2 separate regions of the Homo sapiens genome follow, and region 1 is linked to region 2. A link is an interaction called in ENCODE POLR2A ChIA-PET data of the cell type or tissue named here. Cell type or tissue: K562. All regions are shown on one strand. Each heading gives the region's core, and the rest is flanking DNA. Links, peaks and the distances in the headings are about the cores only.

Region 1 (16,129 bases), core at 9,760-12,259, 190 kb after region 2:
ATTTTTAGTTAAGATGAGGTTTCACAAGTTAGCTGGGCTAGTCTTGAACTCCTCGCCTCAAGTGATCCACCTGCCTCGGCCTCCCAAACTGCTGGGATTACAGGCATGAGCCACTGTGCCAGGCCTTCATCACCATTTTTTTTTTCTTTTGAGACAGAGTTCCACTCTTTCGCCCAGGCTGGAGTGAAGTGGCAAAATCTCATCTCATTGCAACCTCCAACCCCCAGGTTCAAGCGGTTCTCCTGCCTCAGCCTCCCAAGTAGCTGGGATTACAGGAGCCCTTCAACACGCCCAGTTAATTTTTGTATTTTTTAGTAGAGATGAGGTTTCACCATGTTGGCCAGGCTGGTCTCAAACTCCTGATCTCAAGTGATCCACCCACCTCAGCCTCCCAAAGTGCTGGGATTACAGGCATGAGCCACTGTGCCCAGCCAGTCATGAGCTCATTTTTTAAGTTCAGAATATTTCAGTACATATCTATCTTTATCAAATAAGAACCATTTTAAAAATAATATAAGCACCACAGCACTGTCACATCAAGAAAGTTAAGAGTACCTCCTTGATACCAGCTAATACCCATTCAGTACTCAAATTTCCCTGATTGTCTCAAAAATGTCATTTCTATCAGGTTTTTAAAGAATAAATCAGGATCCAATAAAAGTCTACAGATTGCATTTGATAATTATGTTAATTTAGCCTGGCGCAGTGGCTCATGCCTGTAATCCCAACACTTTGGGAGACCGGGGCAGGTAGATAACCTGAGGTCAGGAGTTCGAGACCAGCCTGGCCAACCATGGTGAAACCTCATCTCTACTAAAAATACAAAAATTAGCTGGGCGTGGTGGTGCACGCCTGTAATCCCAGCTACTCAGGAGGCTGAGGCAGGAGAACTGCTTGAACCTGGGAGGCAAAGGTTGCAGTGAGCTGAGATCGCACCATTGCACTCCAGCCTGGGCAACAGAGTGAGACTCAGTCTCAAAAAAAAAAAAAAATGTTAATTTGAATCAGACAAAATTTTTTATTTTTTTGTTAAAATAAGAAATCAAGCAAGTTAGTTTTTAACCATGTTTTTTTTCATCTTGCATTTGGAAGAAGAGCAAAATGCCCCGAAGTCTCGTTTTTGTTTTCGGATTTTTTGTCTTGATAGCACCTACTCTTCTTACTGTTTTGGAACATAGAAAAGTCAACAAGGCAACAAATTATAAGGAGTAAAACCAACTATAATTACAGGTGTTTCTTTGAAAGTTATTTTCACAAGATGTGGCAATGATTTTTAAAGGCTTGGGACTCTTACAAGACCCTTTTGTTCAAATAACAGTTTTGTGTATGAATTTATTTCAACAGAGAACAATTTAGTAATGTTTGTGAATATTCATTTAGTTCTCCATATTGTACCAGAAAACAAGACTGATATTCTTGTGAATCTTCTCAATTCAACTCTTTATCAAATCAGATTCCTTAAATTAGTGTTGTGACTCAGAAAAAATCTTTCTCCTTATGCAGTATCAGGGAAAAGAGGACATCTCCTATATTTCTTCTTAACATCTCTGTTGCTAACAAGGAATATGCATATTTTAAAACTAGGCTCTGGAATTTTATCAGTCAACAGGAAAGGCCTGGTAAAGTTCCATTCCACTTGGAAATGAAGAAAGGAGACCCTGATTCAAAAAACGAAAAAAGAAAGAATAAAGAATAGCTTAGGGCCAGGCAAGGTGGATCACACCTGTAATCCTAAGATTTTGGGAGGTGAGGTAGGTGGAAGGCTTGATCCCAGGAGTTCAACACCAGCCTGGGCAACATGGCCTAATCCCATCTCTACAAAAAATACAAAAATTAGCCAGGCTTGGTGGTATATACCTGTAATCCCAGCTTCTCAGGAGGCTGAGGTGGGAGAATCACTTGAACCTGGGAGGGGGAGGTGGCAGTGAGCTGAGATCGCACCATTGTACCCCAGCCTGGGCAACAAGAGTGAAACTCCATCTCAAAAAATAATAATAAAATAAATAAATAAATAATCATTCACTTTGTTAGGTGTTTATCACACCTAACCTTAAGAATATGTTACCAAAATAAAAAGTCTTATAGATGAAATCATATTATATCTGAGGTTTACTTTAAAATACTCCAGGAGAAAATTTAAAATAGACTTGGGGGAGGGGACTTATCTGTAGTTATCTGCACATAATCTACATGATTATCTCAAAGCCATCCTTTTGCTGTTGAGAATTCTGATTTTTAGCTGGGCCCATTGGCACCCAGGTAAAAAACTACATTCTTCAGTGTCACTTACAGGTAGATGTAGCCGTAAGTCTTCATCTAGGACAATGATAAATAAGCATAAATATTGTAGACAGCTTCCAAAAGGTTCTTTAATGAAGTACACTTTCCTTCCTTCACTTAACTGCCTAAAATGTGGATGTGATGACTGGTATTCTAGCGTCATCTTGAACCATGAAGATGAGATGAGGTTCAAGATGGTGGAGGGTGAGCCAGAAGTAACTTAGGTCCATAATGCTTTTTGGAGTCACTGTGCCAGCCTTGGACTGCTCCCTTCAGATTTATTCTACATAAGGGAGAAATCAATTGGTATTAGTTTTAAGTCATCATTATTTAGTTCTCTTTTGGGTTTAGGTTATCAATTACTGTGTTAACAAACCACCCCAAAACTGAGTAACTTAGAGTAACAATCTTGTTTTTTTTTTTTTTTAATCATTCCTGATCTGGTGAGATGACTGGGCTCAGTTGAGCGGTTCTTCGGTTCAATGTGATGTCTTCCTGGGCTTCAGTCATCAGGGTGGCTCAACTGAGCTGGAATCTCCAAGATGGCACTTGCAAATGGCTGGCTGTTGATGCTGGATGTTGGTTGAAAGCTCGGCTAGGACTGTTGAATGATGTACCTGCACATGGCCTCTCCATTTGATTCAGACTTCTTGGAGGATAGCATCTGGGTTTCAAGAGGGGATGTCACAAGAGAGCTTTCTAAAATAGAGAAGGCGGCTGGGCATGGTGGCTCACGTCTGTAATCCCAGCACTTTGGGAGGCCGAGGTGGGTGGATCACCTGAGGTCAGGAGTTCAACATCAGCCTGGCCAACATGGTAAAACCCCGTCTCTACTAAAAACAAAATTAAAAAAAATTAGCCGGGTGTGTTTGTGCACACCTGTAATCCCAGCTACTCAGGAGGCCGAGGCAGGAGAATTGCTTGAACCTGGGAGGCGGAAGTTGCAGTGAGCCGAGATCACACCACTGCACTCCAGCCTGGGCAACAGAATGAGACTCTGTCTCAAATAAATAAATAAATAAATAAAATAAAGAAGGCAAAAGTTGTTTGTCCCTTTAAAGACTAAGCCTGGAACTGACACAGTTTCTCTTCTTCTACAGTCTTAAGGAAAGGCCAGATTCAAGGGGAGGGAAAATAAACTCTACCTCTCTATAGGGACAGTGACAAAGAATTGGAGGCCATCTTTAGTCTGTCATGTGTTATGGTCAATGGAAATAGATATATATATATTTACTGAGTGCCTGAGTCCCACCGAGAGATTTTAATTATTTTTTTATTTTTGTTTTTTTAAGATGGAATTTTGCTCTTGTTGCCCAGGCTGAAGTGCAATGGCATGATCTCAGCTCACTGCAACCTCTGCCTCCCGGGTTCAAGCGATTCTCCTGCCTCAGCCTCCCAAGTAGCTCGGATTACAGGCAAGTGCCACCACACCCAGTTAATTTTGTATTTTTTAGTAGAGATGGGATTTCTCCATGTTGGTCAGGCTGGTCTTGAACTCTTGACCTCAGGTGATCTGCCCACCTTGGCCTCCCAAAGTGCTGGGATTACAGGTGTGAGCCACCGTGCCCAGTCGAGATTTTAATTTTTATAATGGGTATAGGATGAGGCCTGGGTGTCTCATTCTGTGTTTTAAATGTTCCTGGGAAATTCTAATGTGCAGTCAAGTTTGAGAACCACTGGGTTGGAACACATAACCTCCTTCCCATCTCAGACCCTGAAACATCCTGAAAACTCCTGTATCTGGAGTTTTTCCCCCATTTTTGCTTGGCTAACTTTGACTCTTCCCTCAGAAACCAGCTTCAGAATCTTTTCTTTAGCAAAGACTTCCCTGCAAGTTCTTTAACAGCACTTATCTCAGCTGTGACAAAATCATCAATGGTGTAATTGTGTCTTTTTAATGTCTTTTCCCCTATTCTTCATAATCGTCAAAGTAAAGGATAGCTCTTCTCTCAGTCAGAACTATTAATAGATGCTGTAATGGAAATGAAACAAGACTCTCAGACTCTTGTTAAAGTAAGAAGTCTAGCAGAGTCTCAGGCTTTAATTTTTTTTTTCCGATCATAAATGTGGGAGAAAGATCATTTAACCTGCTGCTAAGGTTTGAATATTTGTTCCCTTGAAAACTCATGTTGAACCAGCCTGGGCAACATAGGGAGACCCTGTCTCTACAAATAATTTAAAAATTAGCCAGGTGAGGTGGCACATGCCTGTGATCCCAGCTACTCAGGAGGCTGAAGTGGGAGGATCACCTGAGCCCAGAAAGCTGAGGATGCAGTGAACCGTGATTGCACCACTGCACTCCAGCCTGTGCAACACAGTGAGACCCTGTCTCAAAAAATAAATAGGTAAATAAGCTGAGTGTGGTGGCTCACACCTGTAATCTCAGCACTTTAGGAAGCCAAGGTGGGCAGATCACATGAGGTCAGGAGTTTGAGACTAGCTGGCCAACATGATGAAACCCTGTCTCTACTAAAAATACAAAAATTACCCGGGCATGGTGGCACGTGCCTGTAATACCAGCTACTCAGGAGGCTGAGGCAGGAGAATCACTTGAACCTGGGAGGTGGAGGTTATAATGAGCTGAGATCATGCCACTGCTGTCCAGCCTGGGTGACATAGCAAGACATTGTCTCAAAAAATACATAAATAAATAATAAATAAACTTATGGTGAAACTGAATCCCTAATGTGGCCGTATTGATAGGTCGGGCATTTAAGAGGTGATTGGGTCATGAGGACTCTTTTCTCATGAATGAACTAATCCATTCATGGATTAATGATTAATGGATTAGTGAGTTAATGGATTAATGGGTTACCCTGGGAGTGAGACTGGTGGCTTTATCAGAAGAGGAAGAGAGACTTAAGTAGCACGCTCAGCTCTTTTGCCCTGTGATGCCCTGTGCCACCTCGGAACCCTCCAGAGAGTCCCCAACAGCAAGAAGGTCCTCACCAGATGCAGCCCCTCCACCTTGGACTTTCCAACCTCCATTAACTACAGGAAATAAATTCCTTTTCTTTATAAGTTATCTGGTTTCAAGTGTTCTGTTCTAAGCAACAGAATACAGACTAAGACACAGACACCAATGCATAGCTTCTGATTTAACAGAATTGTTTTTACAAGCATTTATTCTGCTTGGAAATTCAGATGTCAATCATAAGATTGTTACCAGGGCAACAAAATATTAAGTAAGACCACCAAATGGCACCAAGGTTTCTCCTTCAAAATAATGATTGCAATACTGGCAATAATTTCTAATGTCTTTGGACTCCTACAAGATTATTTTGTGCAAATTACACTTCAAAGCACAGATTTATGGAACCACAGAATGGAACACTGGCTGCTGTAATAAATATCCATAGATCTCCATACTACATAAGACTATAAAACACATTTAGAGCCTTTTTAATATTCTCAGTTTATTAACTTATCAATCCACATTCCGTTTTTTTGTTTGTTTGTTTTGTTTTGTTTTTTTACTTTAAGTTCTAGGGTACATGTGCATAATGTACAGGTTTGATACATGTGCCATGTTGGTTTGCTCCACCCATCAAGTTATCATTTACATTAGGTATTTCTCCTAATGCTATCCCTCCCCCAGCCCCCCACCCCACTCTGTTTTTTTTTTTGTTTTTTTTTTTTTAAGACAGGGTCTCACTGTGTCACCCAGGTTGGAGTGCAGTGGTGTGATCTCGACTCACTGCAACCTCTGCCTCTCGGGTTCAAGTGATTCTCTTGCCCCAGCCCTCCCAAGTACAAGGAATTACAGGGTTGTGCCACCACGCTGGGCTAATTTTTGTACTTTTAGTAGAGACAGTGTTTTGCCATGTTGGCCAGGGCTGGTCTCGAACTTCTGGGCCCAAGTGATCCGCCTGCCTCGACCTCCCAAAGTTCTGGGATTACAGGTGTGAACCACCATGCCTCGCCTAAACTACATTCTTGAATTAGTTTTATGGCACAGAATATCTTTTTCTCCTCTCTCAATGCCCTCTCTCTCTCTAGCTCCCTCTCCTCCCCTACAGCTGCAAAGAAGAGATCTTCTTAATCCATTTCTTAAACTTCTTTTGATCAATTATAAAGAATTTTTTTTTTAGATGGAGTCTCACTCTGTCACCCAGGATGGAGTACAATGGCACAATCTCAGCTCACTGCAACCTCTGCCTCCCGGGTTCAAGTGATTCTCCTGCCTCAGCCTCCCAAGTAGCTGGGACTACAGGCATGTGCCACTATGCCCAGCTACTTTTTTTTTTTTTTTTTTTGTATTTTTAGTAGAGACGGGGTTTCACCATGTTAGCCAGGATGGTCTTGATCTCCTGACCTCATGATCCGCCCACCTCAGCCTTCCAAAGTGCTGGGACTACAGGCGTGTGCCACTACACCCGGCTACTTTTTTTTTTGTGTGTGTGTGTGTTTAGTAGAGATGGAGTTTCACCATGTTAGCCAAGATGGTCTCGATCTCCTGACCTTGTGATCCGCCCGCCTCAGCCTCCCAAAGTGCTGGGATTACAGGTGTAAGCCACTGTGCCCGGCCAATTATAAATATTTTTTAAGGCTAAACTCTGGAATTTTGCTAGTTAGCCTTAAAAGCACAAAGCAGGCCTATAAAGTTCAATTTTACTGGTAGAAAGCAAGAAATGGATGAATAGGATGTTCGCTGACAACCATGCAATTGAAACCTCCTTTGCAAAAATTACGAGAGTGAGCAAAGGATGGCAGTGAAGGAGATCGGATCTGGCCAGCCCCTACCTTGCCTTTGGCCCTCAAACTGCCTGTAGTTATTCCTGGGTTTAGGCTAATCTGACTTGTCTCTTTGGGAGACATTTATTTTATTTTCTTTTATATTTCCTTGAGACGGAGTCTCGCTCTGTAGCCCGGGCTGGAGTGCAGTGGTGAGATCTCGGTTCACCGCAACCTCTGCATCCTAGTTCAAGGGATTCTCCTGCCTCAGCCTCCAGAGTAGCTGGAATTACAGGTGCCTGCCACCATGCCCGACTAATTTTTGTATTTTTAGTAGAGACGGGGTTTCACCATGTTGGCCAGGCTGGTCTGAAACTCCTGACCTCAAGTGATCCGCCCGCCTTGGCCTCCCAAAGTGCTGGGATTAGAGGAAAGAAGGAAAGGAAGGAAAAGAAAGGAAAAGAGAGGAGAGGAGAGGGGAGGGGAGGGGAAGGGAGAGAAAGGAAAGGAAAGGGAGAGAAAGGGAAGAGAGAAAGAAAGAAGAAAAGAGAGAAAGAAAGAAAGAAAGAAAAGAAAAAGAAAGAAAGAAAAAGAAAGAAAGAAGAAAAAAGAAAAGAGAAAAGGAAGGAGGGAGGGAGGGAGGCAAGGAAGGAAGGAAGCAAGAAAGAGAGAAAGAGAAAAGAGGCTCCTTATAAACAACAAAAGACACCCTTCTCACCAAGGGTTTTTGGAAATTCCAGAGTGATGGGGTGAGAAGGGTGTCTTTGGAACCAAAGCTGAAGACCAAGTACATATTTCTTACTATATCACGGTATCACGGGAGGTAAAACGGAGGTGTCCTTGAAGCAGCTCCTCCCCAGCCCCCAATCCTCTTGTGTGCCCGGAGGATCAGAAGAGGTCCCGCCGAGACTCAGCTTAGCTGTGGTTCAAGCCTCTGATTGCGTGGATAAGTACCAGGTTTCCAGAGTGCCAGGGCGGGGCTGCCCCTTGCGGTGGCATTAACTTTCCATGGCTATTTAAAATCAGCAGAGGACACACGATCTTCAGATGGGTCCTGTTTTACTTCCATATTTTCTCCTAGAGAGAAGAAAAATCATTAAACTTTTTTTTGTTTGTTTTTTGTTTTTTTGTTTTATTCGTTGTTTTTCTTTTTTTTGGGACGGAGTCTCGCTCTGTGGCCCAGGCTGGAGTGCAATGGCGTGTATCAGCTCACTGCAACCTCTGCCTCCAGGGTTCAAGTGATTCTCCTGCCTCAGCCTCCCGAGTAGCTGGGATTACAGCTTTGTATTTTTAGTAGAGTCGGGGTTTCACTATATTGGCCAGGGTGGTCTCCAACTCCTGACCTCAGGTGATCTGCCTGCCTTGGCCTCCCAAAGTGCTGGGATTACAGGCGTGAACCACCGCACCTGGCCTACTGTATTTTTTTTTTTTTTGAATAGAGAAGGGAGTCTCAAACTCTTGGCCTCAAGCCATCCTCCTGCCTCAGCTTCCCAAAATGCTGGGATTACGAGTGAGCCACTGCACCTATCCCACCCCCTCCCACCCTCATTTTTAGAAGGGCACAGGCTAGAGACCATATTTCCATCAGTCACTTTTGCGGCTAGACCTGGCCATGAGACTAAGTTCTAGCCAATGGGATGCGATAGGAAGATATATGCTCAAATTCTAGGTCCTGCTCTTAAAAAATAATTGTGTGGGCCGGGCGCAGTGGCTCACGCCTGTAATTCCAGTACTTTGGGAGGCTGAGGCAGGCGGATCACGAGGTCAGGAAATCGAGACCATCCTGGATAACACGGTGAAACCCCGTCTCTACTAAAAATACAAAAAAAATTAGCCGGGTGTGGTGGTGGACGCCTGTAGTCCCAGCTACTCGGGAGGCTGAGGCAGGAGAATGGCGTGAACCCGGGAGGCGGAGCTTGCAGTGAGCCGAGATCGCGCCACTGCACTCCAGCCTGGGCGACAGAGCAAGACTCCAACTCGGAAAAAAAAAATAATAATAATTGTGTGAGCCCTTTTCTCTCTGTCCTCTCCACTTTCTTGGGGCTCAGAACCAGAAATTAAAGCTACATGTTGATAAAAGCAAAACCATCCCACCTTAACAAGTAAATCGTTGAGATTGCCCAGTGATTTACTGTTAAGTGAGAGAGAGGTACATTTATATCTAGTTTTTTTCCGGTGGTGAAGGAGATTCTTTTTTTCTCTCTCTCTCTCTTTTTTATGAGATGGAGCTTGGCTCTTGTTGCCCAGGCTGGAGTGCAATGGCACGACCTCGGCTCAGTGAAACCTCCGCCTCCCGGGTTCAAGTGATTCTCCTGCCTCAGCCTCCCGAGTAGCTGGGATTACAGGCATGCACCACCACACCAGGCTAATTTTTTGTATTTAGTAGAGACAGGGTTTCACCATGTTAATCAGGCTGCTCTCGAACTCCTGACCTCAGGTGATCCACCTGCCTTGGCCTCCCAAAGTGCTAGGATTACAGGTGTGCGCCACTGCACCTGGCCGGGAGATTCTTTTTTACAACAGCTTAAAGTGCTCTGTAACCAATACACTATGCAGTGATTTGGTTAATACTTTGTGAGTTCCATGAGTGCAGGGTTTACGTCTGCTATTGCTCCCCACTGGACCGCCGGACTCTAGCACAATGCCATGCACGGTAGACATTGAATACATGAGTGATACGAGGATGAATGAGACTAGGGGAAATCAGTGGAAGCCCTAGGCCTGGCGCAGTGACTCACTCCTGGAATCCCAGCACTTTGGGAGGCCAAGGAAGGAGGATGGCTTGAGGCCAGGCATTCAAGACCAGCCTGGACAACATGGTGAGACCCCATAGCTATAAAAAGTAAACAATTAGCCGGGCGCGGTGGCTCACGCCTGTAATTCCAGCACTTTGGGAGGCCGAGGCGGGTGGATCACGAGGTCAATAGATCGAGACCATCCTGGCCAACATGGTGAAACCCCATCTCTACTAAAAATACAAAAGTTAGCTGGGCGTGGTGGTGGCACACGCCTGTAATCCCAGCTACTCGGGAGGCCGAGGCAGGAGAATCGCTTGAACCCAGGAGGCGGAGGTTGCAGTGAGCCGAGATCGCGTCATTGCACTACAGCCTGGCAACAGAGCGAGACTCCATCTCAAAAAAAAATAATAATAATAATAGTAATAATAAATTGGCCAGGCGTGGTGATGGCAGTGTTGTCATTGCTTTAAGAGGCAGGAACAGGGGGAAAAGACCCAGCAGTCTAACCACACAGACAAGTCCCAAGTTAAGCACTTCTGTGTGACTTGGGGGCTGTTGATAAAGATCAGAAATAACCTATGTGGATCACCCAGCAAAATGACCAGTATGAAAAGATGTTCAGTGGTAGAAAATGAAATAAGCATTGTGACTACAACTCACTCAATAAGCATTCATTGAACACTGGTCACTGGTAAACTGCTATGAAGAAATCTCAGCTGGGTGCAGTGGCTCACGCTTGTAATCCCAGCACTTTAAAGGGAGACCAAGGTGGGCAGATGGATCACTTTAGGTCAAGCGTTCGAGAACAGCCTGGCCAACATGGTGAAACCCCATCTCTACTAAAAACACAAAATTAGCCGGGCATGGTGGCAGGTGCCTGTAATCCCAGCTACTTGGGAGGCTGAGGCAGGAGAATCGTTTGAACCCGGGAGGTGGAGATTGTAGTGAGCTGAGATCACAACACTGCACTCCAACCTGGGAAACAGAGCAAGACTCCATCTCAAAAAGAAAAAAAATCTCAAGCTTATTGGATAGATAAATGCACAGGTAGATAGATGGATATTGAATGAATAAATAGTTCAGTGGATTAAAAACTGGTTAATGAAGAAATGGATGGGTAAATGGATGGAAATATGAATGAATGCATGATGGATAAGGACAAATGAAATAGACAAATGTACAAATGAAAGCAAAGGAAAAAGAGATGCTCAATAGAAATGAATAAGGATGAGAATCAATGCTAGACATGAATGAGTGAATGGTGAATGAAGGAGTGATTGAATGGATGAATACATGGAGTTAAGTTGAAGTACAAACTCGGCCAAGACTTCTTTTTCTCTGCTTTGGGTGGAAATACATTTTAAAAAAAAGAGGGCCGGGCACGGTGGCTCATGCCTGTAATCCCAGCACTTTGGGAGGCTGAGGCGGGCGGATCACCTGAGTTTGGGAGTTCGAGGCCAGCCTGACCTACACAGAGAAACCCTGTTTCTACTCAAAATACAAAATTAGCCAGGTGTGGTGGCTCACACCTGTAATCCCAGCTACTCGGGAGGCTGAGGCAGGAGAATCACTTGAACCTGGGAGGCGGAGGTTGTGGTGAGCCGAGATGGCGCCATTGCACTCCAGCCTGGGCAACAAGAGCGAAAGTCCACCTCAAAAAAAATAAAATAAAATAAAATAAAATAAAAAAAGAGGGAAAAAGGAAAAAAAAAGACTCCCTGATGTGCCACTGACTTCCTGTACATGTTTAGGTAAACTTAATATCACCTCTCTTTCCACCATTTTCCCATTTATAAAGTGGGAAGACTGGATTTGATGACATCACAGCCTCATCCAGGTCTGGTGCCTTCCTTATAACCTGCGTCTCTTCTTTATTCTTTTTTTTTTTTTTTTTTTTTTGAGACGGAGTTTTGCTCTGTCACCCAGGCTGGAGTGTGCAGTGATGCAATCTCGGCTCACTACAACCTCCGCCTCCTGGGTTCAAGCAATTCTCCTGCCTCAGCCTCCCGAGTAGCTGGGATTACAGGCGCCCGCCACCATGCCCGGCTAATTTTTGTATTTTTAGTAGAGACGGGGTTTTACCATGTTGTCCAGGCTGGTCTCGAACTTCTGACTTCGTGATCCACCTGCCTCAGCCTCCCAAAGTGCTAGGATCACAGGTGTGAGCCAGCACCCCCGGCTTATTCCTTTTTTAAAATTGTTATTATTTCCCACAGCCACATATGCCGGGGAGGTTGTCCCACATATGTTCTACCAAGGCCCCTCTGGCACTGAGATCAAACCCCGGAAGACCCGCTCAGTCTCTCCTCCCGTCTTTTCAACACGTTAGCGCCCCCAGGTGGCTAATTAGACTTCAAAATTCAGTTCTTGAGGCGGGCGGATCACTTGAGGTCAGGAGTTCAAGACCAGTCTGGTCAACATGGTGAAACCCCGTCTCTACTAAAAATACAAACATTAGCCGGACATGGTGGTACGCACCTGTAATCCCAGCTATTCGGGAGGCCGAGGCAGGTGGATCACTTGAGGTCAGGAGTTCGAGACCACCCTGGCCAATTTGGCAAAACTCCATCTCTACTAAAAATACAAAAATTAGCTGGGCGTGATGGCGCACACCTGTAATCCCAGCTACTCAGGAGACTGAGGCACGAGAATCACTTGAACCCGGGAGGCGGATGTTGCAGTGAACCGAGATCACGCCACTGCACTCCAGCCTGGGTGGAGTGAGATCTTCTCTCAAAAAAAAGAAAGAAAGAAAGAAAGAAAAAGTCGTGCTTGATTATGCTTGATGGCAAAAAGGTGAGACCTTCCTTTCGGCACTGAGTCTGGTAGAAATCGGTGTTACAGGGTAGCTAACATTTATTGAACACTTACTACGGGCCAGTTACTGCTTTAAATGTTTTATGTGTATTACCCACTGACTCCTACAACAATCCTATGAAGTGGGTTTTATCAGTGCATCCATTTTACCGTCAAGGCAAGAGAGAGTTGGGGAAGGGCGCTTTCTGAATGCTGCTACCGTGTCCAGAGTTGGTTCCTTCCTGTGGGTTTGTGGTCTCGCTGACTTTAAGAATGGAGCCAGGGACCTTCGTGGTGAGTGTTACAGCGCTTAAAGATGGCACGGACCTAAAGAGTTAGCAGCAGCAAGATTTATTGTGTAGAGCAAGAGAACAAAGCTCCCACAACGTGGAAGCAGACTCTGGTGGGGTGCCGCGCTCGCCAGCTTTTATTCCCTTATTGTCCCCGCCCGTGTCCTGCTGATTGGTCCATTTTACAGAGCGCTGATTGGTCCATCTTACAGAGTGCTGATTGGTCCATTTTACAATCCTCTTGTAAGACAGAAAAGTTCTCCAGGTCCCCATTCAACCCAGGAAGTCCAGCTGGCTTCACGTCTCACTACTACCTTTCTGTAGCTGCTACTACTACAGTGAGTAGACGGCAGTGCTGGGATTCGAACCCTCTGTCTTCTGGCTTGGAAGTCTTAACCACTAATCGCGTCTTCCTTTCAGCTACTCCTTGGGAAAGGCCTGGAAAGAAGCTACAGCACAGGGCACAGCGGGGTCTAAGGACCGTTCCGCGGAGCTCAGCCAGCAGGACTGTGGGGCTGCAGGAAAGGACAGTCCAGCCCAGGGTCCCAGCTTCTCCGCCACTCAGGTTGGAAGTCTCGGGCTGCAGTGCTCCTGGGGCTCAGGGGCGGATACCAGCAGGAGCGCGGTTCTGACTGCGCCAGTCAAAAGTGACCAGCGCGCCCAGGGAGATGAGGACCAGCCCGGCCAGCCCCAGGCGGACTAGGTTCCCCCGGGTGTAGTCGGAGGAGCCAGAGTCTGCGGGCGGAGCCGGGAGAGAGGGGCCATCAGCTCCCGGACCCCAAAGTCTGGGCCCTGAACTCCAGGTTTCCAGCCCCTGGGGTGGACTTAGGGACCTGACTCTACAGTCTCAAAGTTGAGGGGGAGTCGATGGAGGCTTCAACTCCTGGGTCCAGGAAGAAGGGGCTGGGGCCTGGACTGCTGGATCAGGAAGGAGGGGCTGGGGGCCTGGAGTCCTGGGTCCAGGAAGGAGGGGCTGGGGGCCTGGAGTCCTGGGTCTGAGGGAGGAGGTACTGGGGCCCGGGAATCCTGGGTCTGAGGGAGGAGGAGCTGGAGGACTAGACTCCTGGATCTGAGGGAGGAGGGGCTGGGTCCCAGGAATCCTGGGTCTGAGGGAGGAGGGGCTGCAGGACTAGACCCCTGGGTCTGAAGGAGGAGAGGCTGGGGGCCTGGGCTCCTGGGTCTGAGGGCGGAGGTCCTGGGGCCTGCATTCCTGGGGCGGAGGAGGCGGGCCGGGCCTCAGGGCCCTCACCTTCCCAGCTGATGACCAGCACCTCGCTGCGCTGCGACAGCACGTAGGGCGCGGAGGGCGTGTGATAGTAGCAGCTGTAGGTGCCGGGGGCGCGGGCGCCCAGCAGCGTGAAGTCGGCCCAGGGCTGCGCGGAGTGGCGGTACTGCAGCGGGGCCGCCACGCCCTCGCGGTACAGCACGAAGCTCATGTTCCGCAGGCGGCCCGCGCAGCGCAGGCTCACGTTGGCGCCAGGACCCACCACCGGCCCGGGCAGCGCCACCAGCGACGGCCGCGGCAGCTCCTCTGCAGAGACGGGGTGAGAGTCCGGGGCCGCGTGAGCGTCTTCCGCTCGCTCGCTCGCTCTGTTTCTCCTTCTCCTCTGTCTCTCGCTTTCTCTGTGCCTCTCTCTCTCTTTCTGCCTCTCTTTCTCTCTGCCTGTCTCTCTCTCTGTCTGCCTCTCTCTCTGCCTCCCTCTCTCTCTGCCTCCCTCTCTCTGCCTCCCTCTCTCTCTGCCTCCCTCTCTCTCTGCCTCCCTCTCTCTCTGCCTCCCTCTCTCTCTGCCTCCCTCTCTCTCTGCCTCCCTCTCTCTCTGCCTGCCTCTCTCTCTGCCTGCCTCTCTCTCTGCCTCCCTCTCTCTGCCTCCCTCTCTCTCTGCCTCCCTCTCTCTCTGCCTCCCTCTCTCTCTGCCTCCCTCTCTCTCTGCCTCCCTCTCTCTCTGCCTGCCTCTCTCTCTGCCTCCCTCTCTCTCTGCCTCCCTCTCTCTCTGCCTCCCTCTCTCTCTGCCTCCCTTTCTCCTTCTGCCTCTTTCTCTCTCTCTCCCCCCGCACTGTACCTCTCTCTCTCTCTGCTCCCCTGTCTCTCTCTCTCCCCCTAGTGTCTCTGTATCTGTCTTTTCTTGTGTCTGTGAATCTGTTTGCCCGCCTCGCTCTGTCTCTCTTTCCCTATATCTCTCTGTCCCTCCCCCAACTCCCTTGTTCCACCCACTTCTCCTCCCCGACCCCAGGACCTCACCTGTCACCAGCAGCTCCAGGACATCGCTGGGCTGGGACCAGACACCCGGCCCCCAGTCTGGCCTTCGGTAGCAGCAGCGGTAACTTCCCCCTTGGGCTGGAGTCACCTCCTCCAGAAAGAATTCTGCCAGCTCGGAGGACACATCCCGGAAGAGAAGGGGAGCGATCTCTCCAGGCTTGAAAAGTCCAAATCTCCAAGCGGGTTGGGGTGCCCGGCATCTCAAGGTCACGTTGACCCCAGGGGTCACAACTGTAGCCGGCTGAGCTCCCAGCCATGGCTTAGGGTGGTATGAAGCTGGGGGGACTGAATAAACGGGGCTGCCTGGGTCCTCGGGCCTCCTGGGAGCCCCAGAAGATGAAAGGGAAGTTGGGGAAGGAGGAAAATCACCTTGGACAATTACTGCCCCTTTCTTAGCCTCAGTTTCCTGTTTGTAAAATCAGGGAGAGACTGGACTACAATCAAGCCTTGTTAAAACCAGGTGCAAATCAGAGGGGCAGGACAGAAACTTCTGAGCTTTACTCCACAGTTTGTAAACACAGTTTCAAAAGGTCAGGTCCCAGAACTCTGTAATTTTATTATTATTATTATTTTTAAGTAATGAGATGGGAGGGGGCGGTCTCCCTATGTTGAGCAGGTTGGTCTTAAACTACTGGCCTCAAGCAATCCTCCCACCTCGGCCTCCCAAAGTGCTAAGTTTACAAGCTTGTGCCACCACACCCAGACTTTTTTTTTTTTTTTTTTTTTTTTTTTTGAGGCAGGGTCTTGCTCTGTTGCTCAGGCAGGAGTGCAGTGGCATGTTCTCAACTCACTGCAGCCTCAATCTCTTGGGCTCAAACAGTCCTCCACCTCAGCCTCCTGAGTACCTGGGACCACAGGCACATGCCACTACACCAGGCTAATTTTTTTTTTTTTAATTTTTAGTAGAGACGAGCATTCGCTATATTGCCCAGGCTACTCTTGAACTCTTGGGCTCAAGCAATCCTCCCACCTCGGCCTCCCAAAGTGCTGGGATTACAGGTGTGAGCCACCACGCCCAGCCAGAACTCTAATTTTAAATAGCTTTCCAGAATATTTGCAATATAGTATTTCAAGAGTTGCCAAAACTTGCTATT
Region 2 (14,515 bases), core at 5,072-7,571:
TGGGGCCTGGGGATGGAGCGCAATATTACCATCTCCATCTGTGTGTGGTCTCTCTCCTCCAGGCCACTGTCCTTCCCTCTGCCTCCCAGCATGCGCACACACACACACACACACACACACACACGCACACACACGCACACACCCCTCTCTCTCTATTCTTCTCTTCTTCTCCCCTCCCTTTCTCCCTCTCCCTCTCTTTTTATCTCACTCTTTCTCTCTTCCATCTCTGTGTCCGTCTCTCTGTGTCTCTTTCCTCCCTTCCAATGTCTTTGCCTCTCCCATGGGTGCCCCATCCCCGCTGCCCGCCTCTGGTCTCCGTCTGTATGTCAGGTACAAGTTACTGAACCAGGAGGAGGGCGAGTATTACAATGTGCCGGTGGCCGATGCTGACAACTGCAGCCTCCTCCAGAAGTTTGAGGTACCCAGACCCTGGCTTCCTCAAGGGAGCCCAGCCCAGCCTCCCACGGTTCAGAGCTGGCCTTTCCTTCCACCCCTGAGTGCCCGCTGGTCCTGGGACTACAGTTCCCAGAAGACCCTAGGACTCCCTCCTCTGCTCTTCTAGGGGACTCGAGCCCCAGGGTCTGATGGGAATTATAGTTCCTATCTATCGCCATGGCTTGAGGGTACTAGGGGCCACCAGCCCCTGTTCTAGGGCGATCCCCTGCATCTCTTGGGACCCTGACTCTCTCTTTCTTTTCTCCCAGGCTTGTAACTACCCCCTGGAATTGTATGAGGTGAGTAGAACCAGGGCGTTGAATGGAGGCAGTTTTTGCCTACTTCTCTGATTTCTTATTCCTCCTCTGACTTCTGTCTTCAATTCCCCACACATGAGTTGAGCACACATTTGTGCTAGGCCTGTCTTGTGCTTGCTGAATAATCCAGGATCCAGAGATGAATCTGACCCTCAAGCAACTCTCCAAGGTAGGGACACAGTCACAGATACTTAAAATACAGGAAGATGTGCTAAATTAGAGGTAGCCCAGGGCACTGAAGAGGCCTAACGGAGGCACTAATCCAGCCTGGGGGAGGGTGGTCAGGGAGGACTTCCCTGAGGAGGTGACGCCTGAATTGATTCTTGAGGTTTTTTAAAATTTTTTAATTTATTTTTATTTTTATTTTTATTTTTATTTCTGTCGCCCAGGCTGGAGTGCAATGGCACAATCTCGCCTCACTGCAACCTCCAGCTCCCGGGTTCAAGCAATTCTCTTGCCTCAGCCTCCTGAGTAGCTGGGATTACAGGTGACCGCCACCACACCCAGCTAATTTTTTTTTTATTTTTAGTAGAGATGGGATTTCGCCATGTTGGCCAGGCTGATCTCAAACTCCCAAACTCAGGTGATCCGCCTGCCTTGGCCTCCCAAAGTGCTGGGATTACAGGCATGAGCCACTGCGCCCGACCGATTCTTGAGTTTTTTATTTTTTTTTTGAGACGGAGTCTCGCTGTGACGCCCAGGCTGGAGTGCAGTGGTGCGATCTCGGCTCACTGCAAGCTCCGCCTCCTGGGTTCACGCCATTCTCCTGCATCAGCCTCCTGAGTAGCTGGGACTACAGGCGCCCACCACCATGCCCGGCTAATTTTTTGTATTTTTAGTAGAGATGGGGTTTCACCGTGTTAGCCAGGATGGTCTCGATCTCCTGACCTGGTGATCCACCCGCCTCAGCCTCCCAAAGTGCTGGGATTACAGGCGTGAGCCACCACACCCAGCCGATTCTTGAGTTTTAAAAAATCTATCAAGCATGATCATCTTAATCTCTCCATTCATTCATTCACTCACTGAATATCCTTCTTTTTCTTTCTTTCTTTCTTTCTTTTTTTTTTTGAGACAGAATCTCCTTTTGTCACCCAGGTTGGAGTGCAGTGATGCAGTCTCAGCTCACTGCAACCTCTGCCTCCCAGATTCAAGTGATTCTCCTGCCTCAGCCTCCTGAGTAGTTGGGATTACAGGAGCGCACCACCACACCTGGCTAATTTTTGTATTTTTAGTAGAGATGGGGTTTCGACATGTTGGCCAGGCTGGTCTCGAACTCCTGACCTCAAGTGATCCACCCGCCTTGGCCTCCCAAAGCGCTGAGATTAGAGGCGTGAGCGACCACGCCCAGACGAATACCCATTTTCTAGGGTGTCATAAGCCAGGCCCTGTTCTGGGAATAGAATCAGGCCATTCCCTGGTGGAGCTCTTCTTCTAGTGGAGGACAAAGTTACAAACCCAGACATTCACAACGAGGAGCAATGCTGCTGTAATGGAGACAGCCTCAGGCACTGGGGCGTCCCTGGCACAGCCTGAGTCAGAGAAAGCTTCCTAGAGAGGTGAGACCTGGTAGAAGGGCGGGATTTCCCAAAGGAGAGACCAGATTTTCAGGCAGGAGGAAGTAATGCTCTCTCCCTCATTTACCCTTTCAAAAAATACTTTACAGAGCATCTTTGTGTGCCAGGCGTGGCTCTACTCACTGGGGATATAGAGAAAGCAGGGAAAGAACAAACAAACAAACAAAAAAGTTCCTTTCCTTATGGGATTTACACCGGGAGGAAGACATTAAACAAAATATATAAGCATATGATAGACTGGGCACGATGCCTCATGTCTGTGATCCTAGTAAGGCGGGCGGATCACCTGAGGTCAGGAGTTTGAGACCAGCCTGGCCAGCGTGGCAAAACCCCATCTCTACTAAAAAATACAAAAATCAGCTGGGCATGGTGGAGGCGCCTGTAATCCCAGCTACTCGGAAGGCTGAGGCAGGAGAATTGCTGGATTCCGGGAAGTAGAGGCTGCAGTGAGCCCAGATCGCTCCACTGCACTCCAGCCTGGATGACAGAGGGAGACTCTGTCTCAAAAAAAAAAAAAAAAAAAAAGAAGACAAGAATCTTCAAGATTCAACAACAGCAACAACATGTTATAGTCTTTACTGGACTCTTACAGAAACTTTCACCAGAGTTTTTAATGTTGTGTGTGGGGGTTCACCTGCATCAGAATTCCTAGAGTGCTTGCTTTTAAAAGCACATTCCCCAGCCTTTCTGCAGACCTACTCAGTGACGATCTCTCTGATGCCTCAAATGTCTGCCTACTAAATTAATTCCTCAGGTGATCCTTTTGCAAAGTTAAGTTTGAGAATGGGCTCTGCGGCCGGGCGCAGTGGCTCACGCCTGTCATCCCAGCACTTTGGGAGGCCAAGGCGGGTGGATCACGAGGTCAGGAGATCGAGACCATCCTGGCTAACACGGTGAATCCCCGTCTCTACTAAAAATACAAAAAAATTAGCTGGGCGTGGTGGTGGGTGCCTGTAGTCCCAGGTACTCAGGAGGCTGAGGCAGGAGAATGGCATGAACCTGGGAGGTGGAGCTTGCAATGAGCCGAGATCGTGCCACTGCACTACAGCCTGGGTGACAGAGCGAGACTCTATCTCAGAAAAAAAAAAAAAAGAGAGAATGGGCTCTGCAGGAGACAAGGGTACCAGCGGGAGGACATTCTGAGCCAAAGAGGTAGAGTCTTTTGAGATCAGCAGGGATGATCCTCCCGTACAAACCCAAGAAACCCAGCAGGGCAGATGGTGGGCAAAGGCCTAGAGGCAGGGAGTGTAGGGTGGTGTGTGTGCCTGTTGTGGCTCACAGCACTCTCCCACAGTTCAGCAGGCACCACTTAATATTACCAATGAACACCAACTCTGTGCCAAGCCTTGAGCTAGGTACGGGGCTAACAACACAGCAAACAGAAACAGCCCTGATTATTATTATTATTATTATTATTATTATTATTATTATTATTATTATGTATTTATCTATTTGAGACACAGTCTCGCTCTGTCGCCCAGGCTGGAATGCAGTGGAGCGATCTCAGCTCACTGCAACCTCTGCCTCCCGGGTTCAAGCGATTCTCCTGCCTTGGCCTCCCAAGTAGCTGGGACTACAGGCATGTGCCACCATGTCCTACTAATTTTTATATTGCTAGTAGAGATGGGGCTTCGCCATGTTGGCCAGGCTGGTCTTGAACTCCTGACCTCAGGTGATCTGCCCACCTCGGCCTCCCAAAGTGCTGGGATTACAGGCATGAGCCACCGCACCCAGCCCTCAACAAATATTTATGTAGCCTCAATGAGGTAGGCAGTGTTACTGTGTCTTAGCGAACAAAGCAGACCCCTGCCTTAGGGAGCTCACAGGCAGAAAGCAGATAGTCACACAGATAGATGTAAATTACTAAGAATAAAAGTGCCAGGAAGGTGCTGTCCATGGTGACCAAGGGGTGGTAAGAGAGGCATCTGACCCAGTTTAAAAAGTCAGGCGAGGCCTCTATGAAGTGATGCTTGAGTCAAGGTCTAAAGGGTGTTTGGGAGACAACTAGGAGGGAAGGGGAGGGGAGAGCTTTACAGGAAGACCTAACGGCACATCCAGAGGCCCTGAGGTGGGAGGGAGGACAATGAGTGTCAGGCCAGGGTGGCTGGACCATGGAGCCTGGGAGAGAGAAGAACAACCTGCAGTGTCAGTCTCAGCCTGGCTCTGCAAGTCATGTGGAATAAAATCTTAACACAGAGGGAGCAGTTAAAGGGTTTACAAGCATAGGGGAGACATGACCTGGTTTATTTATTTTTAAATTGGCTCCTGTGCCTGCTGAGTAGAGAATGCATTAGAAAGGGCAGCCGTCCATGTAGAGGGACAAGTGTGGAAGCTGTGACAGCAGCTTAGTCTTGGGCCCCCTCCCTGGGGGGCCGAGGCAGGAAAAGGTAGAGAAGGGACCCTAGCTGAAAGCCAGGTGTGCTCCCTGGACTGGCAGCACCCATGTCACCCAGAAGCTTTTTACACATAACGATTCTCAGGTCCCACCCCAGATTTATAGAGTTAGAAAATCTGGCAGTGGGACCCAGCAATCTGTTTTACCAAACCCTCTAGGGAATTCCGGCTTAGAGGCTAAGAGCAACCAGATTCTAGAGCTGGACTGCTTGGGTTTCATTTCTGGCTCTGTCCTTTACCTGCTGTGTGACTTGGGGCAAGTTACTTAACGTCTCTGTGCTAGTCTCCTCTTCTGTAAAATGGAAACGATAGCAGGGTTTTCTGGAAACAGCATATGATAAGCTATCTAAAAAAAAAAAAGAAGAAAAAAAGAGCTAAGTGTTTGTTGAATAATAAATAAACCCTCCAGGCTATGGGGAGTCAGAGAAAATTAAGCCAAGGACAGGGTAGGAGGGTGGCCATTTTCCTCTGTCTAGCGATTCTCATCCTTTCCTTTCTTGGGTGCTGTGTCTCTTGGGAGCATTTCCTTATCGCTGTGTAAGGTCTAACTGCCTCTGGCTCTTTCTTTCTCCTTTCCACAGCGGGTGCGGATGGGCCCCTCTTCCTCTCCCATCCCCTCCCCTTCCCCTAGTCCCACCGACCCCAAGCGCTGCTTCTTCGGGGCGAGTCCAGGACGCCTGCACATCTCCGACTTCAGCTTCCTCATGGTTCTAGGAAAAGGCAGTTTTGGGAAGGTTGGATTCCTGGGGTTCTGGGGGAAAGGGAGGATGTCTGTGGGAAGGTCAGATTTCTGGTTCTTAGGGAGGAAGTGGGGGTGGGAAGAGACTGGGCTCCTGCATCTTCAAATATGGTTAGGTTGGGCCGTTCAGGTTCCTGGAGAGGAGAGGTTTACAGATGTGGACACTCTCCTTGAGGGGACGGGCGGCAAGTCAGGGCTGTCAGTCCCTTAAGAGATGGAGGAAGGGCCTGGGATCCCGTTTCCCTGCGTCCCTTAGGGAGGGGGCAGGTCCTGTACCACTGGGTTCCCAACATGGACTGGCCCTTTTGGAACTGTGCGCATAGGTGATGCTGGCCGAGCGCAGGGGCTCTGATGAGCTCTACGCCATCAAGATCTTGAAAAAGGACGTGATCGTCCAGGACGACGATGTGGACTGCACGCTGGTGGAGAAACGTGTGCTGGCGCTGGGGGGCCGGGGTCCTGGCGGCCGGCCCCACTTCCTCACCCAGCTCCACTCCACCTTCCAGACCCCGGTAAGGATGGAGGGGGCGGAGGCTGTCCTCCGGGCCCTGCCTTATCCAGTTCTGGACATCTGCGTTGGGATTCTGAGTTTAGGGCGAGGCAAGAGAACTTTGTGCTCTCTGAGTGGGCGAGGCCAGGCGGATTGTCTCCTCAGGGGGCGTGGCCGGGGGGGGGTCCTTGGGGGGCGTGGCCAGGCGAAGGGACTCATCGGGGGGCGTGGCCAGGCGGAGGGGCTCAACGGAGGCGAGGCCGGGTGGAGGGGCTCCTCGGGGGCGTGGCCAGGTGGAGGGACTCATCGGGGGCGTGGCCAGGCAGAGGGGCTCTTCGCGGGGCGTGGTCAGGCGGATGAAATCTTTGGGGGGGTGGTTTAGAGGGGCGGGCTTTGTCAGGCGATGGGATCATTAATAGGCGTGGCCAGGCAGATTGGCTCCTTGGGGGCGAGGCCAGGCAGACGAGATTATGAATGAGCGTATCCAGGCAGGTAGATTCTTCGGAGGGCGTGGTCGGGCGGATGAGCTCCTCGGGGGCGTGGCCAGGCGGTGAGTTCCTCGGTGGCATGGCCTGGCCAGGTGAATGGGTCCTGCGGAGGTGTCGTGAAGCGGTTGAGTTCCTTGGGGGCGTGGCCAGGTGGATGGGCTCTTGGGGGGAGTGGCCAGATGCCTGTTTCCCTGGGGAGCTTGGTCTTGAGTGGCTGTAGCCAGTGCTCTGGAATTTTCAGCAAAGGGGCACAGTGGAGGAGGGTGCCTTCCTAGTGGGCCTGCCCAGAATTGGGCTCCGAGTGACGGGGTCATCACTTTTGGATTCTGACTGAAGGACACATCAGAAACAGGACATTATTTCCTTAGGATTGCGACTTAGGGGCAGAGAGTCAGAACCTGCAAGATTTTAAGAGGGCGTGACTTTACTTCCAGGGGCTCCGAATGAGAGTGGCCAGCCACCTGGATTAAAATATATGTATGAGCAACTTTGATTCCTTTTTTTTTTTTTGAGAAGGAGTTAGCTCTTGTCCCCCAGGCTGGAGTGCAATGGCGCGATCTCGGCTCACTGCAACCTCCGCCTCCCGGGTTTAAGCAATTCTCCCGTCTCAGCCTCCTGAGTAGCTGGGATTACAGGCTCCCGCCACCACACTCAGCTGATTTTTGTATTTTTAGTAGAGACCGGGTTTCGCCACGTTGGCCAGGCTGGTCTGGAACTCCTGACCTCAGGTGATCCACCCGCTTCGGCCTCCCAAAGTGCTGGGATTACAGGCGTGAGCCACCACGCCCAGCTGCAACTTTGATTCTTAGTAGGAAGCCAGAATTGCATCTGTGTGTGAGTGGCTGTGGAAAGAGATTTTGGTGTTCCCGGATTTCGAGCGAATGGTGGGCTTCAGTCTTCAATTCTGAGAAGGCGGGGCCAGAACACGTGGTCTGATAGTTGGCGGTGGTCTGGCGGGTGGAGATTCTGAGGTAGCAGGATTAGCACCTTAGGGCCCTCCCAGGGATGTGGCTAGGTGCTCTGAATTTCTGGTTGGGTGCATCTGGAACCTTCCACGTCTGTCCTGAGTGATCAGGAAAGAAATTCTCCTACTCTGGGTAGATGGATCCCGCCTCTAAGCCCATGCACTTCTCCGCAGGACCGCCTGTATTTCGTGATGGAGTACGTCACCGGGGGAGACTTGATGTACCACATTCAACAGCTGGGCAAGTTTAAGGAGCCCCATGCAGCGTGAGTCTCGGCCAACAGAGAATGGTCGGGGTGGTGGAAGGGGGCAGGATCCAGCCACTGACCTTCTGACGTCCCCACCCACCCCGTCCTCCAGGTTCTACGCGGCAGAAATCGCTATCGGCCTCTTCTTCCTTCACAATCAGGGCATCATCTACAGGTGAGCAGCCCCAGGAATTTCCGTGGAGGAAATCACGCCCCTGGAAGGGAAGGGATTTGAATATGTGGCTCTAGACTGCTGAACTCAACACTTCTTGCAATTCCTGCCCCACACCCCTGCATCGTCCAGGGACCTGAAGCTGGACAATGTGATGCTGGATGCTGAGGGACACATCAAGATCACTGACTTTGGCATGTGTAAGGAGAACGTCTTCCCCGGGACGACAACCCGCACCTTCTGCGGGACCCCGGACTACATAGCCCCGGAGGTAACCCCAACCCTGCTGCTCTGGTCACGCTTTGAGATCCCTTAGAGGGTGTAGCTGATGGTCCAGTATTCACCACGGGTGAGGCCTGACCCTCAGACCTTGTCATGAGTTGTGGCCTTCTTACACAGCCAGTCGTTCCTCCAGCCTCCAGCACAGGTGAGCTTGGCACTGAGCCTGCCAGGTGGGCCCAGCTGGGTCTCTAAATAGGTAAGGTGGGCAGCACCTGTGGGTGAATGTTCCAGGAGAGTGGGACCAGCTCGTAGGAATTCCAAGTAGGACCTGACCCTGGATCCTTCTGAGAAGGGGCAGACGATTTCTAGTGTACTCTGAGTGGGTGTGGCCTGTCCCCTGCCAACACTGAACATGTCCGGACTATCTTCTGAATACTTTAAACTGGGCAGGGCTCTCCCTGGAGTATTCAGTTGGATGGAAGCTTATTTCCTGTGTTGTACGTGTTTCTCTGATGTAAGTGTACTGGACTTCTGTGCTGCATTTTTCAAGAGGGCAGGATCAGCTGGGCGCGGTGGCTCACACCTGTAATCCCAGCACTTTGGGAGGCTGAGGCAGGTGGATCACTTGAGGTCAGGAGTTTGAGACCAGCCTGGCCAACATGGTGAAACCTCATCTCTAACAAAATTACACAAATTAGCCGGGCGTGGTGGCATGCGCCTGTAATCCCAGCTATTCGGGAGGCTGAGGCAGGAGAATCGCTTGAACCGGGGAGGCGGAGGTTGCAGTGAGCTGAGATCACACCACTGCACTCCAGCCTGGGTGACAGAGCATAACTTCATAACTTCATCTCAAAAAAAAAAAAAAAAAAAAGCCGGGTGCAGTGGCTCACACCTGTAATTCCAGCACTTGGGAGGCTGAGGCGGGCGGATCACAAGGTCAGGAGTTTGAGACCAGCCTGACTAACATGGTGAAACTCCATCTCTACTAAAAATACAAAAATTAGCCAGGCGTGGTGGCGGGTGCCTGTAGTCCCAGCTACTTGGGAGGCTGAGGCAGGAGAATTACTTGAACCCGGGAGGTGGAGGTTGCAGTGAGCTGAGATCGCGCCACTGCACTCCAGTCTGGGCAACAGAGTGAGACCCTGTCTCAAAAAAAAAAAAAAAAAGAAAAAGAAAAAGGGCAGGGTGAGATCCCTAAGGTTCTGGGAGAGCAGATGCTGTCCTATGAGTATTTTAAGTGGGTGGGGTATTACCCGACTTTGTTAAAGGGGTGGGGCTGATGTTCTGAATGTACGTATAGATGGATAAAGCACATGCCTGTAGTCCCAGCTACTTGGGAGGATGTGCCTGACTCGTGCCCAAATAATCAATGTCAGTGATCACAAAACCTGGCTGGTAATCAGAATCATCTGTAGAAAATTTGAAAACTGAGGCCAGACATGGTGGCTCATGCCTGTAATCCCAGCACTTTGGGAAGCTGAGGCAGGCAGATCACTTGAGGTCAGGAATTCAAGACCAGCCTAGCCAACATGGTGAAACCCCGTCTCTACTAAAAATACAAAAATTAGCTGGACATGGTGATGTGTGCCTGTCAACCCAGCTACTCAGGAGGCTGAGGCAGGAGAATCACTTGAACCCAGGAGGTGGAGGTTGCAGTGAGCCAAGATTGCACCACTGCACTGCATCCTGGGCTACAGAGTGAGACTCCATCTCAAAAAAGAAAAAAGATAAGAAAATTTGAAAACTACACACATATTCCTGACTCTGACACAAATATTCTAGGTGGGTGGAACCAGTGACTTGGCCGTTAGGTAGTCTTTCTATTTGAGGCCAAATGAATGTTTGAAGTAGGTATGCTTTGTTTCCAGAATATTCCAAAAGTTAGATCGCTGGCCAAAATATTCAGAGTGGAGGCTGGGCGTGGTGGCTCACTCCTATAATCCCAGCACTTTGGGAGGCGGAGGCAGGCCAATTGCTTGAGTCCGGGAGTTTGAGACCAGCCTGGGCAACATAGTGAGGACCTATCTTCACTAAAAGTGCAAAAATTAGCCAGGTGTGGTGGTGCACACCTGTAGCCCACCTACTTGGGAGGCTGAGGTAGAAGAATTACCTGAGCCTGGGAAGTTGAGGCTGAGTGAGCCGTGATCACACTACTGTGCTCCAGCCTGGGCAACAGAGTGAGACCCTGTCAAAAAAAAAAAAAAAAAAAAAAAAAACGAAACAAAAAATCACCTGATGAAATAAATATTCAGAGTGGGAAGAGCTTGTGCTGAAAGCACTTAACGTGGGTAGCGCTCCCAGGGGGTGAGGCCAGAGGGGTCCTAGGCTTCCTAAAGAACGCATCATGATTCCCTGCCTTCCACCTCCCCTAGATCATTGCCTACCAGCCCTATGGGAAGTCTGTCGATTGGTGGTCCTTTGGAGTTCTGCTGTATGAGATGTTGGCAGGACAGGTAAGGGAAGGTGGGGAGAAGCTGGCTTGGCTAAAAGAGACAGAGAGGGGCACCTGGATCTCAGGAGGAGCCAGTTAGAAAGGAGCCCAGAAGGTTGTGCTCGAATAGCGCTGTCCATGGTTCTGAAGTGTTGTCTTAATGTAGACCAGGTGTTTTGTTTTGTTTTGTTTTGTTTGTTCTGTTACCATGGATTCTTTCTCCCTAGATGGTAAAGTAGCAGTCTGGTTAAGCCTATGGATCCCTTCTCAGAAGAATGTTTTTCAATGCACAAAATAGAATAATACATACGCAGAAAACCAAGGTTCAAATCCTCACTTTGCCACTTACTGGCTGTGTCAGCTTAGACAATTACATACATTCTAAATCAGCTTGATTGGATTCCTGGACTGCTGAGTGTACTACAACTAAAAAAATTGGTTACCACACTCTTGATCATCTTCTTAGCTGGCTATGGTAGTGGGCACCTATAGTCCCAGCTACTGGGGAGGCTGAGGCAGGAGGGTCACATGAGCCCAAGAACTCAAGGTTACACTGAACTATGAGTATGCCACTGTGTTCCAGCACAGGCGACAGAGCAAGACCCCATCTCAAAAGAACAAACAAACAAAAGAAATCAATCATTTTGAAAGATAGTCACCAAAACTTTTAAAATTTAATTGAATCTAACAACCAACTAAATTCAATGTATACAGTTGTCTAAATATTTAAAATTGGAAAATGGACATATGTGCAATTTCTTATTAATTCATTAAGTAGTAAGTTCTAATGGTAGTAAAGTAAAAAGGAGCTCTAACAGTAATTTTGATGTAGCAATGACTAATAATTTGGAATATCTGCAACTCTCATGTGATGAGAAAATACCTGTGATTACTATTGATAATGAAGCCACAAGCACTGCTGCTGCCTGCATTCATAACTGAAGGGAATGCTAAATTTTAGTTAGAAGTTAAAAAAAAATTTGGCCGGACATGGTGGCTCACGCCTGTAATCCAAGCACTTTGGGAGGCCGAAGTGGGCAGATCACTTGAGGTCAGGAGTTTGAGACCAGCCTGGCCAATATGATGAAACCCCATCTCTAAATCTTTGCCTTGGTATCATTTTTTGTAACCTCAGAAGACTGTGAACTACTCATCCAACCAGGAGAATGCTTTTAGGGTGTTTCCTGCAGTTTTTCCTCTCTTCTATTTAACTGACATGTTGCATAATTAACAGCCTGCTGATTTACATAGCAGATAAAGAGAGGCAGAATAGTACAGAGATGCACAGATCTGAGGCATCCGAGATAGGAAATGAGAGAACCTGAGAAGGAGAGAGATCAAGCTTTGGTGGTTTGGTCTGATCTCTCCTGAGGGTGTGGTCAGGTGTGCATGTGGGGCGTGTGATGGGTCAGGCATGTTCCCGGTGGGGTGAGGAGGGTGTGGAAGGTTTGGGGAAAGGCAGTTGGGCATGTCCCTGACTCTCTATCCCCTCCACTTTGATAGCCTCCCTTCGATGGGGAGGACGAGGAGGAGCTGTTTCAGGCCATCATGGAACAAACTGTCACCTACCCCAAGTCGCTTTCCCGGGAAGCCGTGGCCATCTGCAAGGGGGTGAGAGCCCCCTGACTCCCAGCTTCTCCAGGCTCACAACCACACACCCCATTGCTGTCTCTGTGCCTATTAGAAAAATGCTCCCATTCCTGAAGTCACTTTACTTCCATCTGTTGGAAAAGTTGATATGATGCATAGGTTTTGTTAGAACAATGATTTCCAGCCCTGTTGCCACGAGGCCTGGAGATGGCCTCTGTCTCATCCTTCTCTGTGACTCCCACTCCCCAGCTCCCTGCTTGCAGGAAGTGCTGAAAGTCCAGGGTGTCTGTCTGTCTAGAACTGGGTGGGTCAGGTAAACCCAACTTCTGCAGCTTTTCTTCCTGTGTGAACTTGGGTGAGTCACCAAAACTTTGTGAGCTTAACTCTCTTCAGGGGTTATGGAGTTGACACAGAAGAAAGCACCTGGCCCATAGCAGATTTTCAGCCCATGTCAGCACCTTCTGCGTCTAGCTGCTCTCTCTGCATCTCCCTGACAGTCTCTCTGGTTTCTGTCTCATGCCTCCCCTCCATCTGCATACGATGGGGCTCTCTGTGTTTCTTCCTTTTCTCTGTGTCTCCTTCTGCATCTCTGTCTACACTTTTGGGCCTTTGTCCAACCCCCCTACCCCCCATCTCTGTCCCCTCCTGTGTCCACTCTCATACACACACGCTACATCTCACCCTCCTCTCCTGCTGGCTTTCTGTCCTCCCTTTTCTCTGGGTCTCTGTCCCCATATTTGGTCTTTATTCCTCCCTCTGGGTGTGTGTTTCCTGGGTCTCTATCCTTCTCTCTTTCTGAATCTCTGTCCCCCTGGGTCTCCTCTGTCTCCTCCCTTCTCTGAGTTTCTGCCTTCTTACCTGGGGTCTCTGTACCACCCTCTGAATTTCTATTTCCCCTTTTCTCTGGGTCTGCAACCTCTCTTCCCCCATTCCCTCCCTCTTCCCCTTCATCTCCTCTACCCTTCCCTCCCTCCCCCTACCGACCTCCCTCTGTCCTTCACTCTCCCCTTCCCTCCCTCCCCCTACCCTTCCCTCTCCCCGTCCCTCTCTCCCCTTCCCTCTCTCCCCCTACCCCTTTTCCCTCTCCTCTTCTCCATCTCCCTCATGATTTGTTCTGTTTCTCTGTGTGTCCCTGGGTCTCTGGGTATGAATTTCATCTGCTATCATTTTCATGTATCCTCTCCTTCTTCCTGTCTCTCTCTCTCTCTCTCTCACTCACTCTCACCCTCTGTCTCTCTCTCTCTCTGTCCCTCTTCCTCTCTCTCTCCTCTCTGTCTCTCTCTGTCTCGCTCTCTGTCTGTCTCCCTCCTCCTCCTCCTCCCTCCTCCTCCTCCTCCTCCTCCTCCTCCTCCTCCTCCTCCTCCTTCTTCTTCTTCTTCTTCTTCTTCTTCTTCTTCTTTTCTTCTCTCTCTCTCTCCTTTCTTTTCCCTTCCTCCCTCCATTTGCCTGTTTCCCCTGGCTGTTCTTATCTCTCCGGATCTCATGCCTGTGTCTCTTGGTTCCTCCATCTGCCTGTCTCTGTCCCTCTTTCTCTGGGTCTACCTGTCCGGCACTCTGTCTGTTTGTCTGTCTGTCTCTCTCTGTGTTTCCCACAGTTCCTGACCAAGCACCCAGGGAAGCGCCTGGGCTCAGGGCCTGATGGGGAACCTACCATCCGTGCACATGGCTTTTTCCGCTGGATTGACTGGGAGCGGCTGGAACGATTGGAGATCCCGCCTCCTTTCAGACCCCGCCCGGTCAGTCACCCTCCAGGCAACAAAAACCTGGTCCCTGAAGGGGTGGGGTTCCCCTGGGCCTCAATATACCTGTATGTGGGGGTGGGGTTCCCTCTGCAGAGCCCCCCGCCCCCAACAAAAGGAGGTGCAGACACCATGAAGCATGAATAGAGATTCTGCAGGAGACAGGAGATGAGACTGGGGTACACAGAGGGACACCCGAGGAGCCCTCGGAGCTGCTTAACTTTCCCTCCCCCACGTCTCCCACAGTGTGGCCGCAGCGGCGAGAACTTTGACAAGTTCTTCACGCGGGCGGCGCCAGCGCTGACCCCTCCAGACCGCCTAGTCCTGGCCAGCATCGACCAGGCCGATTTCCAGGGCTTCACCTACGTGAACCCCGACTTCGTGCACCCGGATGCCCGCAGCCCCACCAGCCCAGTGCCTGTGCCCGTCATGTAATCTCACCCGCCGCCACTAGGTGTCCCCAACGTCCCCTCCGCCGTGCCGGCGGCAGCCCCACTTCACCCCCAACTTCACCACCCCCTGTCCCATTCTAGATCCTGCACCCCAGCATTCCAGCTCTGCCCCCGCGGGTTCTAGACGCCCCTCCCAAGCGTTCCTGGCCTTCTGAACTCCATACAGCCTCTACAGCCGTCCCGCGTTCAAGACTTGAGCGGAGCCCGATATTCTCCCTGACCTTAGCGTTCTGGACTCTGCCCCAATCGGGTCCAGAGAC

Evidence for each region. ChIA-PET counts read pairs that join two places held together with the same protein. Peaks named below come from ENCODE experiments on the same cell type or tissue, not always from the same donor. Only the 100,000 strongest peaks of a DNase experiment are listed, where the experiment ranks them.
Region 1: POLR2A ChIA-PET joins it to region 2 with 6 read pairs; 3 of 35 experiments call an interaction of 5 or more read pairs at or near these places.

What each region holds. Positions count from the first base shown.
Region 1 is chr19:54,081,845-54,097,973 of GRCh38, forward strand. It overlaps OSCAR (osteoclast associated Ig-like receptor), which reads right to left. Exons shown (of 5, transcript NM_133169.6): 3 at 15,018-15,320; 4 at 14,028-14,309; 5 at 12,824-13,513. The coding sequence ends at 13,377. Among named protein-coding and RNA genes, the nearest start is that of TARM1, 8.5 kb to the left of the region's middle. In K562, for the core only: no CTCF peak of the experiment used is centred there; no DNase peak of the experiment used is centred there.
Region 2 is chr19:53,892,658-53,907,172 of GRCh38, forward strand. PRKCG (protein kinase C gamma) reads left to right here. Exons shown (of 18, transcript NM_002739.5): 8 at 331-418; 9 at 705-734; 10 at 5,302-5,454; 11 at 5,783-5,971; 12 at 7,576-7,667; 13 at 7,762-7,824; 14 at 7,954-8,092; 15 at 10,416-10,496; 16 at 11,978-12,085; 17 at 13,660-13,800; 18 at 14,050-14,515. The coding sequence ends at 14,238. Among named protein-coding and RNA genes, the nearest start is that of CACNG7, 9.4 kb to the right of the region's middle. RefSeq lists enhancers at 1-469, 6,118-6,412, 6,120-7,051. In K562, for the core only: no CTCF peak of the experiment used is centred there; a DNase peak (open chromatin) is centred at 6,154; H3K4me3 peaks cover 495 bases; H3K27me3 peaks cover 193 bases.